Linked DNA regions of Homo sapiens: all the other regions are linked to region 2. Evidence: chromatin contacts called from ENCODE Hi-C or POLR2A ChIA-PET data. All regions are on one chromosome and are shown on one strand. The core of a region is the stretch at or near the end of the contact, and the rest is flanking DNA. Distances in the headings are between cores, read along the strand shown. Region 1 holds the start of TXN2 (thioredoxin 2). Region 2 overlaps MYH9-DT (MYH9 divergent transcript). Region 3 overlaps MYH9 (myosin heavy chain 9). Region 4 holds the start of FOXRED2 (FAD dependent oxidoreductase domain containing 2).

Region 1 (2,700 bases), core at 171-2,670, 76 kb after region 2:
TCATGGCAGGATGTTAACATCAGCTTATCTGCAGGGCCAGGAACTGGTATACACCAAAAGCAAGGTGACAGTCATATTTTTCCAACTCTGGTCCATGCTAAAGATGACGCTGAGCTTTCTGGGGATTGAGAAACAGAACATGTGTTTCCCAGCACTAACAGTCAGCTTTGCAGACTGTTCACTTGTCTGTCTTCCACCAGACTGCATTCCCCTTGAGGGCAGGGACTGGGCCTGACCAGTCTGTATATTGAGTCTACATATGAGCAGCATAGAACATGGCCGTGGGACACAGCAGGCATTCAATAAATACTTGAACAAGTAGGACCCTAGTCTTCTGTGGACCCCCAATACTCACTGTGCGTGGAAATCCACAACCACTGGTGTCTCACTGTTGACCACTCGGTCTTGAAAGTCAGGTCCATCCTGGATATTAAAGGTTGTCAAGGAGATCCTCGTGGTGTATATTGTCCGGGCTGGGTTGGGTGTTACAGTCAGGCCACCAGGACTGCATTGTGGGGTCTGCAGGGCTCTGGAAGTGAGGGGTGGCCACTGACCCTGAGAGGGCTTCCTGGAGATGACAGAGGCCAGGAACCTCCTCAGAAGAAGTCGCTGAGCCATCTGTGAGGGAAAGAGGCAGAAGAACTGGGGCACACAAAAGGAAGTCGACACACTAGAAAAAGATTTGGGGAGTACTCAGGGCTCAGGAAGAGGCAGAGTTGGAAGCAAAATGCAAGGAAATCATATGTAAGATTTGTAGCGTGGAAGTGAGGAAGCAATGAGAATCAAAGGGAAGGAACAGCTAGGCAAACCAGAAGGACAGGAAAACTGGCTTCACAACCAAAAAGAAATCGGGATTTAGATTATAACGGAAGAATGGGAGGAAGAAACCAACAGATTTAATAATGTATGTAAGGACCAAGTACCTTACACACATTATTGGTCTTCCTACAGCAACTTCCAGGAAGTTGCTATTGTACTGCCCACACTGCGAGTAAGGGAAGGAATACGAGGCTCAAGTAAGTTAAGTGACATGCCCAAAGTAACCCCGCTATTAAATGACAGCCAACACTGGAACCCAGGGTCGTCTGAAAAGATGAAACGCAACAATTCAAGGAGGAACTAAGAGTGTGAGAGGAACCAAAAACGAAGAGACATGTACTGGAGGGAACCAATAAAGAAGGGACATGTGTGGAGGGAACTGGGAAAAATCGGACATCACCAGGGACCCTGGCTCTCCGGCGAGCTAGATCCCCCCGCCCGCCCGGCCGCCAGCCTGCGCAGGAACGCGCTCGCGGCATGCCTCAGCCGCGACACCACCTCGAGCCACCCCCACAGGGCTCCTACCTCCCTGCAATGCGAGCGGAGGGATGCACAGCCTAGCCCTCCCTGCCTGTCAAGGGCACGCCTGTCGTCACTTCCTCGGGGGGGGACGTACATAACGTCACTTCCGGGTACAGGCAGGCGGAAGAGCGTCCCTCTCCAATTTTTTTTTTTTTTTTTTTTTTTTTTGAGCCAGAGTCTCGCTCTGTTGCCAGGCTGGGGTGCAGTGGCGCGATCTCGGCTCACTGCAACCTCCGCCTTCCGGGTTCAAGCGATTCTCCTGCCTCAGCCTCCCGACTAGAGGCGCGCGCCACCACGCCCAGCTAATTTTTTTATTTTTAGTAGAGACGGGGTTTCACCACGTTGGCCAGGACGGTCTCGATCTTTTGACCTCGTGATCCGCCCGCCTCGGCTTCTCAGAGGGTTGTGATTACGGGCGTGAGCCACAGCGCCCATCTGTCCCTCTCCAATTTGAGGGGCGTCTGGGATTTTCCGCCAATGGGAATGGCGGGCTGAGGCACAGTTGAAGGGGCGGGGCCTCAGCTACGGACCGGAAGCAATGGGCAGGCCGTCGGGGAACGGATTGGAAGAGGCGGGCGGGCCCTGGTCTGGGCGAAGGCGGGGGCGGGGCGGGGCGGAAACGGAAGGGGTGGGCGGGCCCTAGAGGAGGGACCGGAAGAGGAGGTGATGGAGCAGGGGTAGCAATGGAGGGTACTTAAGGGAGAAAAGGCAGTTGAGAAGTCCCCGTGGTTTTGGATTTTGCAAACTCTTGTTGCTTTATTTTATTTACATATATTTATTTATTAATGACAGAGTCTCGCTCTGTCTCCCAGGCTACAGTGCAGTGGCGTGATCTCCGCTCACTGCAACATCCAAATCCCGGGTTCAAGTGATTTTCCTGCCTCAGCCTCCCAGGTAGCTGGGATTACAGGCGCGCGCCACCACGCCGGGCTGATTTTTGTATTTTTAGTAGAGACGGAGTTTCGCCATGTTGGCCAGGCTGGTCTGGAACTCCTGAGCTCAAGTGATCCGCCCGCTTCAGCCTCCCAAAGTGCTGGGATTACAGGCGTGAGCCACCTTGCCTGGCCTCCTGTTTATAACTGGCGCTGTCCACTTCCTACAGATGTTGACAGGTTCTGTTTCTCCATTTAATATGTAAAGCTAAGCTCCTCAAAGGCATGATGCCCTTTATATGTAAAAGAACTCAACCGGGAGTTTAGGGGCCATCCTTTAAGTGGCCCTCGTCTGTGTCCGCCTAAAGGAAAACAAATGAAAACTGAGGCGAGCCTAATTTAAGCAGGGAGTTTTTTTGGGTCAAGTTCGAAGACTGCAACTCGGAGCAGAGATTCAAGTTGTCCTGAATATACACTCGGATTAGCA
Region 2 (2,700 bases), core at 80-2,579:
AATTAATTAATTAATTATTATTATCATTTTTTGAGATGGAATCTCCCTCTGTCGCCCAGGCTGGAGTGCAGTGGTGCAATCTCAGCTCACTGCAACCTCCACTTCCCGGGTCCAAGGGATTCTCCTGCTTCAGCCTTATGAGTAGCTGGGATTACAGGCACTCACCACCATGTCCAGCTAATTTTTGTAATTTTAGTAGAGACAGGGTTTCACCATGTTGGCCAGGCTAGTCTCAAACTCCTGACTTCAGGTGATCCACCCGCCTCAGCATCCCAAAGTACTGGGATTACAGGCGTGAGCCACCATGCCCGGCCTGAGCACAGCCTCATCTCAGTGTAGCCCAGCACGGCACCGGCAGCCAAGCTTGGCATGTTTGACTTGGTGTGAGAGTGTCTCTCAGACTCTTCTCTTCAAGGTTGCATTTTAACATTTGGCCGTATATTACTTCTGTGTGGCAAACGACTTTACGGTCATAATATACGCCTTGCTGGGCGGTCAGGCCATGGGGTGTTAAATTCATTCCAAGATAGGGAAGCCAACATCCAAAGCTGTTTCAGCAGCGCAGCCCAGCTGGGTGCTAATGGAATCAGGGTGACATCACAGGATTTCAGCAATTTAGAGCAAATGCAATTTGACCCCCCAGTGCAAAGCAGTTGGGATAGAAGGGTATGCATCCTGGGTCTGGTACCCAAACACCTGGGTTTGAATCTCAGTTCCACTACTTACTAGCTGAGTGAAAATTAAATAAGGTTATGTCTTTTAAAACCTAGCACAGTGGCCAGGCACAGTGGCTCACGCCTGTAATACTAGCACTTTGGGAGGCCGAGGTGGGCGGATCATAAGGTCAGGAGATGGAGAACATCTTGGCCAACATGATGAAACCCCGTCTCTACTAAAAATACAAAAATTAGCCGGGTGTGGTGGCGTGCACCTGTAGTCTCAGCTACTCAGGAGGCTGAGGCAGGAGAATTGGTTGAACCTGGGAGGTGGAGGTTGCAGTGAGCCAAGATTGCGCCACTGCACTCTACCCTGGGCAACAAAGGCAAAACTCCACCTCAAAAAAAACAAAACAAAACAAAACAAAAACCCTAGCACAAAATCAGTGCCATACATACAGATATTATTGGGGCGGTGGGGGGGCGGTTGTTCGGTTGGTGTTTTGGTTTTGCAATGGGGTCTCACTCTGTCGCCCAGGCTGGAGTGCAGTGGTGTGATCACAGCTTATTGCAGCCTCAACCTCCTGGGCTCAAGCAATCTTCCCACCTCAGCTTCCTGAGTAGCTGGGACTACAGGTGCATGTCACCACGCCCAGCTTACTTTATCGTTGTAGTGACAGGGTCTCCCTGTGTTGCTCAGGCTAGATGGTGTTTTATTGTTGGGTAGAAAAGAGGGCTGGACTGGGGTGTCAGCTTTGCTGTTTCCTTGCTGTGTGATCTTAAACTAGTCATTTCTCAACTCTGGGCCTGTTTCCTCATCTGTCAAAAGACAATAATGTGATAGGCCCCATCTAACTAACAAGGTTGGTTTGATGAGGCTTATCTGGCAAAATGTGTGGGGAAAACACTAGAGAAACTCGAGGGGCTTACAGGGTTATGTTGGGCAACGTGGAAAGAGAGTGACTTGCAAGATTCTGGAGATGAGAGAAGGCTCTGAGCAATGCTGAGGCTCCCGACAGAGGGGCAAAGACCCCAGCAGTCAGAGTGATTGAGGAAGCACTGCTCTTGCCCAAGAGAAACCCCTCCACCTCGAAGTCATTCAACCAAAGGAAATGGAGACAAAACCACAAAGCACCGTTGGGCAAGACAGGGAGGTGCCAGCAAGTGGGGCAAGAGGCTCACAGCTGAGTGCCTCCTGGTAAACAGGCTGCAAAGGGGTCATGCTGCTGGAGGCAAAATGCAGGGGAGGTAGCCCTACTGTCATTGCTGATGCCCAGGTTTAAGGTGGCTCCCAGGGGGCTAGGGGTTCCTCCTGTGCTTACAGTCCCTTCCCCCTTCAGTGGCTTCCCATGGTCTTCAAGAAGGACAATAGCAGCTAACATTTATATAGCACACAGGATGTCCCAGGCACTTTCTGAAAACACTTCCATCTATTCACTCCTGTAATCCTTGCAACAACCCTATGAGGTAGGACTTAGATTCTCTATGTTACAAATGAGGTCACTGACACACAGAGAGGCTGAGTGACTTGCACAAGATCACAGAGCTTGTAAGTGGCAGAGCTAGGCTTCAAGCCAAGGCCATCTGCCTCTAGGACCCACTTTTTTTTTTTTTTCTTTGAGATGGAATCTCACTCTGTTGCCCAGGCTAAAGTGCACGATCTCCGCTCACTGCAACCTCCATCTCCTGCGCTCAAATGATTCTCCCACCTCAGCCTCCCAAGTAGCTGAGAGTACAAGTGCCCACCGCCACACCTGGCTAATTTTTGTATTTTTAGTAGAGATGAGGTTTCACTATGTTGGCCAGGCTGGTCCCGAACTCCTGACCACAGGTAATCCACCCACCTTGGCCTCCCTAAGTGCAGGGATTACAGGCCTGAGCCACCGCACCCAGCCCCCAGGACCCACTTTCTTGGCAACTCCTCTGCTTTTTAGCCTTGAGATGGGGATGACTGGTCAGAGCCTGGCCTGAGAGCCAAGTAGCAAAGGGATTAGGGATAGGTGTGGTTTTTAGAATCTTAATAATAATAATAATAGTAATAGTC
Region 3 (2,700 bases), core at 172-2,671, 100 kb before region 2:
TCCCATCCACGGCGCCCCTGGAGCAGCGGCAGGCGACAGCCACGGGCCTCACCTTGGCCAGCTTGCAGTTCTGGTCCTCCAGGATGATCTGCTCCTCCTCCAGCTTTTTCAGCTTCGCCTCGGTGGTCACCTTCTCCAGCTGCAGCTTCTGCCGGGCGCTCTCCTCCTCCTCCAGCTGCTCCTCAAGCTCCTGCCGGGGGCCAGAGACACGGTAAGGACAGCAGGCCCAGAGGCATGGCCAAGGTGAAGGCAGCAAGGTCCGAAGGCCAGATCCAAACGCCAAGGAGAAAATAGCAAGGTCTGTGAGCCCAGGGCCATGGCTGAGGTGGGGACGGCAAGGTCCGCCAGCCCAGGGCCACAGCCGAGGCAGGGCCCAAGCCCCATTTGTAGGATTCCAGATTTCAAACTGGGACACAGGGCCAGAACATCGGTGCAATGTTCTGAAGGGTTTCCTGCAGCAAGCTCCCACCCATGAAACAGGCAGGACGCAGAGGTGCTGGCCCTGTGCCCCTTCGGCTAGCCAGGGCCAGGGCTAATGGCAGGGAAATCAAATTGGCCTTGATGCTGGCCCAGGCAGTGCTCATGGAGATCTCAGATGCACATGTCACAAACTACCAGCCCAAAGGGAACACCTCTCACTGAGAGCCCCAAGCAGATTGCGTGAGGAGCAGCCTCCTTGGACCCTAATTCCATGTTCTCCCAGCTCCTGGTTCCTGCTCCTCCGCCCCGCCCTGCCCCTCCGGCGCCACCCCTCCCCGGGTGCAGCGGGCAGGAACCTGGATGTTCTGCTGCATCTTCTTCTTCTCCGCCTGCAGGTGCTGGCAGCGCTCCTCCTCCTCCTCCACCCTGGCCTCTAGGTCATGGCAGATCTCTTCTAATTCCTGCTTCTTGGCGGTCAGGCGGGCCCGGAGCTCCTCAGCCTCGGCACACAGCTCGGTTTCTGCCTGGAGCTGCTCCTGCAGCTGCAATTTCTCTGCCATGAGCTGCAAACAACAAGTGGAAAACACAAGCTCCTCGCAACACCCTCAAGCCACTCCATCCTCAAGGACGGACGCCATGGCTCGGGATCCCAGAGGGAAAGGAACATGCAGACAAAAGTAGCTTTCATCTGGAGAGCTCTGAAGCTTCCAGGTACCTTCCAGACATCGTGTCCTTGATTTTTCACTACCCCATGAGCTCCAGAGCAAGGTCCCAGGAAATGGGCTCAAGTCATGTGGTAGAGCTGAGGTTTGAACCCAACACTTGTGAACGTTCCACTCTATTAAGTGGCCTCCCTACATCACTTAACACCCAATGGGGTCTGCAGAGAGACTGGTCACTGTTTACAGTAATAGGAAACTCAGTTGTAGAAAACTCCTATAGTAATAGAAACTTCCAGCATGCCGTGCCTACCGATGGCCAGCAGGTGGCAGCACCAGGCAGGTCGTGCGACCTGGACTGAGCCTGCACTGACACCCACCTGAGACTGCAGCGTCTCCATCTCCGTGAGCCTGTTCTCCGCAGCCAGCTGCTTCTCTCTGACCTTCACCAGCTCCTCCTCCTTGGCCATCATCTCCTCCTCCTGCCGGCTCACCTGCAGCAGCGGCTTGACCTGGGAGAGGAGATAGAGGTAGAGACATGCTCGGCTGGAAGATGCCCGCCTCTGCCAACAGGTGTGAGGCCTCTCCCTCACCTCTGGAAACATGAAAGTGAGGGGCAAGAAGACACGCTGTGGTGGGGGCTGCAAGCAGGCACATCCTTCCTGGCGCTCTGTACCACGGGCTTCTGACCCGCTAACTACATTCCAGGGAAACTATCCCTGCGTGTGCGTGAAGATGTTCACCTCGGCATTGTTTATCACAGCAAGAAAATGAGGAAGGACCCATCTCTGAAAAAGTACCCAGATAATGATGTGTTCCCTAGGGAACAGCACACTACCTCTAAAAAAACGATGCTTATGAAGGAATCATAAATGGAACGTACGAACTACAACTGTTTATATGAGTCAAACTCAGCTATGGAAGAATGTATACTGTTTACATAGCTGAGGTTTTATAGGCAGTGAGAAAAAGAGCGAGAAATTAAACACTAAAATAGCTGCTGCTGTTGGTTTAGGCTAAGGGTTTATGTGTGAATTTTTATTTAATTCTTTAGGCTTTTTGTGAGTTGGTTTTTCGCCATTACCATAAATTATGTATTATACACAAAAGCAGCCCGGACAAGTTTAAAAATAAAGAGATTTTTTTTTTAAAGGCCAGGAAGGTCAGCCTGGGCAAGATAGTGAGACCTTGTCTCTACTAAAAATCAAAAAGGGCCGGGCACAGTGGCTCATGCCTGTAATTCCAGCACTTTGGGAGGCTGAGGTAGGAGGATTGCTGGAGCCCAAGAGTTTGTGACCAACCTGGGCGACATGGTGAGACCACACCTCTACAAAAAATACAAACAATTAGCCAGGTATGTATGGTGGTGTGCACCCGTAGTCCCAGCTACTCAGGAGGCCCTTCTAGCACGCACCTTGGTGAAGAGCCGCCACCACTGCCAGTTCCGCAGCTTCAGGTAGGCAGCGCAGTTCCGCTGGAGGACCTTCATGGCGGTAAGCTGCTGCTGCCGCTTGGCAAATGCTCTGTGTGGTGAGGAACATGGTCAGCGCGGAGCAGTGGACAGCAGACCCGACCTAACAGTCCTGGTCTTGTCCTCAAGCTTTTCTGGGGGTCTACCCTT
Region 4 (2,700 bases), core at 76-2,575, 100 kb after region 2:
GAGCTGACCTCGTGCCATTGCACTCCAGCCTGGGCGACAGAGTGAGACTCCGTCTTAAAAAAAAAAAAAAGCGAAATACCCTTTTTCGTCCATTCCTCCCATACCTACTGGCCAATCAAGGTGTGTGGTTCGTGTGGGGAAGGTCCCAGCTTCCGCAGGTGAGCTCTGGCACCGGCCTTACCTGCACTGATGCACCTGGCCCTTCTGGTCAGTTAGGATGAAGTAGTGGCCATTCCAGGCCTGTCGGTCCTTGTCCAGAGTGACGTGGGCGATGGTGGTGTTGTACTGGACACGGAGCCCCAGCGTGTCCGCGAAGTCACCCAGGTAGCGCACCATGTCGCGGGCGTCGGGGAAGTAGGCACGCGAGTAGTGTCTGAAGAGCAGCCGGGGGTCGTGGCTGAGCAGAGAGTTCCAGTCGTGGCGGAGGTTGAACTCGGCGTTAGCCTTGCCCGTGTACCGCTTGTTGATGCTGATGAGCTTGCGGTGCCGCGGGTAGCGTGTGAAGAAGCTGCCGGGCCGCGGGGCCCGCTCGAACACTGCGTAGTCGCGTCCAGCGCGCTGCAGGAAGTAGGCCATCTGCAGGCCCGCGGGCCCAGCGCCCAGCACGCAGTAGTCCCGGCGCGGGGGCACCGACAGCGCTGGGTGCAGGGCGATGGCCAGGAGCAGCCCCGGGGGACCCCACAACGGGGCCGCAGCGGAGAGGCCCATCCTGCAGCAGATCAGAGGGGTAAGGCCTCGCACCCGGCCCGGCGGCTGGGAGACACGAGGCCCAGAAAGAGGCGGGGCCTGCGGGAACTCTCACTGCAATCTGGGTCACGGCCAGGCCCAGAAGCCGTCCTCAGAGCTCATTTGCCCGGACTCCACCGTTTCAAGCTGGGACTTGGGGCTCCCCGGAATCCCGAGCCCCTCCATCTTATCTCCCTCAGGGTCTCCTTCCTCAGGGGCACCGGCTCCCCGCTTATGATTGTAGTAACCTCCACCCTGGGGAAGGAGAGCGTACTCCCCAATTTTCCCCTAATTTGAGGGTGCCCAACACCCCTTTGAACCACCCTCCAGGTTGGACCTTCCAGAGGCCTTGGCCCCTCTCCAGCGACCGGGTGGGAGCCTGAAGTGGGTGTGGCCTGCGTGCGCCCCGCCCCCTGCCAGGGTCCGCGCGCCCCAGGCTCTTCGGCCACGTGACAGGGATGCCGCGCACACCTGCCGCCCGCCCGCGTGCGCTTCAGGAGCCGCCAGGTCCCTACGCCCGCAGCTCCGGCCTCCCCGCCTCCGACCGAACCCTGAGAAACGCGCGAACCTCCCAGCCGCTCCGGCTGCAACCCGTGGTCTAATGAGGCCGCGCTTGGCTCGCTTGCTCCGCGGCGGCTCCGCCCCTCGCGCCCGGACCAATGGCAGGGGGCGGGGTCACGTGCGCGGCGCGCGGCACGCCGGGACCAGCTGGCAGGCTGCCTGCTCCGGCCCAGCGCGGGAGAGGCGCGCGCGTGCTGCGTTCGCTGCTCCGGGGGCTGGTAGAGGGGCCTGGGGCTAGCGCGCACCCGCGAGGGTGGAAGGTCTGGAGATCCGGGATGGGGAACTGGGTCCTTCGTTTTAAAAGGTGCCTCTCTACACGGAGGGAGGGGAGCACGTGATTTTTGGAGCTAATCCTAGCTCTCATATTCCATGAATGTAGCCAAACGCTAAAACTAGTTGGCCTACCCAGTTTTGTGGGACTGGAAACCAGCGTGGTGGAGCCAGGACCGATAAGCCAATTAACAAGCGTTTGCTACAGTGACTCAGTGTACTGCTTACCAAGTAACATACACGACTGTCCTAATCTTCCACCAAATAGGAGAGGTGGGCAAGGCATTGTTTCCGACATTTGGTAGCTGACTGGTCAAATGGAGACATAGGGATGAAGGGATATGTTTACAATCACAGGAAGTGGAGCCTGGAATTAAAACTCAGTGGAGGCAAGATAAATGGCAGGAGGAAGATAACGTGAACTGGATGATGAAGGTTGGCTTCCCAGGGGTGGCAAGTGGCCCCTGCATGAGATTTACATGGGGAGAAATACGAAGTCAGTGTAGGAACCTTCAAAGTCCAGTGAAATGGGGCTGAGTGTTCTTGGGGGAAGGGCAGGTGGAAAGAACTGCGAGCCTGCAGATTTGCATGGCTGGAGATTCTTTGAATTAAAAATCGTAGCTGGGGACTCCTTAGAAAAATTTTCCTGACCTCTCAGGCCTACAAGTACCTACCAAAGAATGTCATTTACTTTTTCTTTTTTTTTTTTTTTTGAGATGGAGTCTCACTCTGTCGCCCAGGCTGGAGTGCAGTGGCGTGATCTCGGCTCACTGCAAGCTCCACCTCCCAGGTTCACGCCATTTTTCTGCCCCAGCCTCCCTAGTAGCTGGGACTACAGGTGCCCGCCACCACACCCGGCTAATTTTTTGTATTTTTAGTAGAGACAGGGTTTCACTGTGTTAGCCAGGATGGTCTCGATCTCCTGACCTCGTGATCCGCCCGCCTCGGCCTCCCAAAGTGCTGGGATTACAGGCGTGAGCCACCGCGCCTGGCCGAATGTCATTTACTTTCTTCAGTCTGTGTCAACATCAGAGAAAAGCTCCCTCAGAGCAGAAATTGTCCAGTATCTGACATACGGAAGTTTAAGCATTTGTTGAATAAGCATTGCAACCAGAGAGGTCAGGCAGAATACTTTGCCAAAAA

Evidence for each region. Hi-C counts contacts between places; a loop is a spot of excess contacts on that map. ChIA-PET counts read pairs that join two places held with the same protein, here RNA polymerase II (POLR2A). Pooled maps may share reads with other maps.
Region 1: a pooled map shows a loop between it and region 2 (2.9-fold over the local background). The contact joins the promoter of TXN2 here to the enhancer-like site in region 2. A Hi-C loop is called at or near these places in 9 of 168 maps with a recorded cell type or tissue (B cell, CD4-positive, alpha-beta T cell, CD4-positive, alpha-beta memory T cell and 4 more), 1 of 37 single-sample maps with no recorded cell type and 11 of 50 pooled maps. POLR2A ChIA-PET finds 5 or more read pairs at or near these places in 24 of 52 experiments (A549, AG04450, CD4-positive, alpha-beta T cell and 19 more).
Region 3: a loop to region 2 is called in a map of CD8-positive, alpha-beta T cell, with 14 times the contacts of the local background. The contact joins two enhancer-like sites. A Hi-C loop is called at or near these places in 2 of 168 maps with a recorded cell type or tissue (CD4-positive, alpha-beta memory T cell and CD8-positive, alpha-beta T cell) and 9 of 50 pooled maps. POLR2A ChIA-PET finds 5 or more read pairs at or near these places in 10 of 52 experiments (A549, B cell, CD4-positive, alpha-beta T cell and 7 more).
Region 4: a pooled map shows a loop between it and region 2 (4-fold over the local background). The contact joins the promoter of FOXRED2 here to the enhancer-like site in region 2. A Hi-C loop is called at or near these places in 4 of 50 pooled maps. POLR2A ChIA-PET finds 5 or more read pairs at or near these places in 3 of 52 experiments (AG04450, CD4-positive, alpha-beta memory T cell and activated T-cell).

The regions. Positions count from the first base shown.
Region 1 is chr22:36,480,220-36,482,919 of GRCh38, forward strand. TXN2 (thioredoxin 2) reads right to left here and starts at 1,421. Exons shown (of 4, transcript NM_012473.4): 1 at 1,345-1,421; 2 at 356-618. The coding sequence starts at 618. RefSeq lists an enhancer at 1,851-2,700.
Region 2 is chr22:36,404,107-36,406,806 of GRCh38, forward strand. The region is part of intron 2 of MYH9-DT (MYH9 divergent transcript); the gene reads left to right. Among named protein-coding and RNA genes, the nearest start is that of MYH9-DT, 17 kb to the left of the region's middle. Within about 2 kb of position 1,330, at least 14 of the 41 ENCODE cell types and tissues checked have a DNase peak (open chromatin) inside an H3K27ac peak, as active enhancers do; they include B cell, CD4-positive, alpha-beta T cell, CD8-positive, alpha-beta T cell and 3 more, where a contact is called at or near this core.
Region 3 is chr22:36,300,075-36,302,774 of GRCh38, forward strand. It overlaps MYH9 (myosin heavy chain 9), which reads right to left. Exons shown (of 41, transcript NM_002473.6): 20 at 2,494-2,602; 21 at 1,460-1,591; 22 at 777-983; 23 at 53-190. Among named protein-coding and RNA genes, the nearest start is that of MIR6819, 15 kb to the left of the region's middle. RefSeq lists an enhancer at 1-1,081. Within about 2 kb of position 1,422, at least 13 of the 41 ENCODE cell types and tissues checked have a DNase peak (open chromatin) inside an H3K27ac peak, as active enhancers do.
Region 4 is chr22:36,505,715-36,508,414 of GRCh38, forward strand. FOXRED2 (FAD dependent oxidoreductase domain containing 2) reads right to left here and starts at 1,326. Exons shown (of 9, transcript NM_001102371.2): 1 at 1,295-1,326; 2 at 182-709. The coding sequence starts at 708. RefSeq lists a silencer at 1,073-1,572.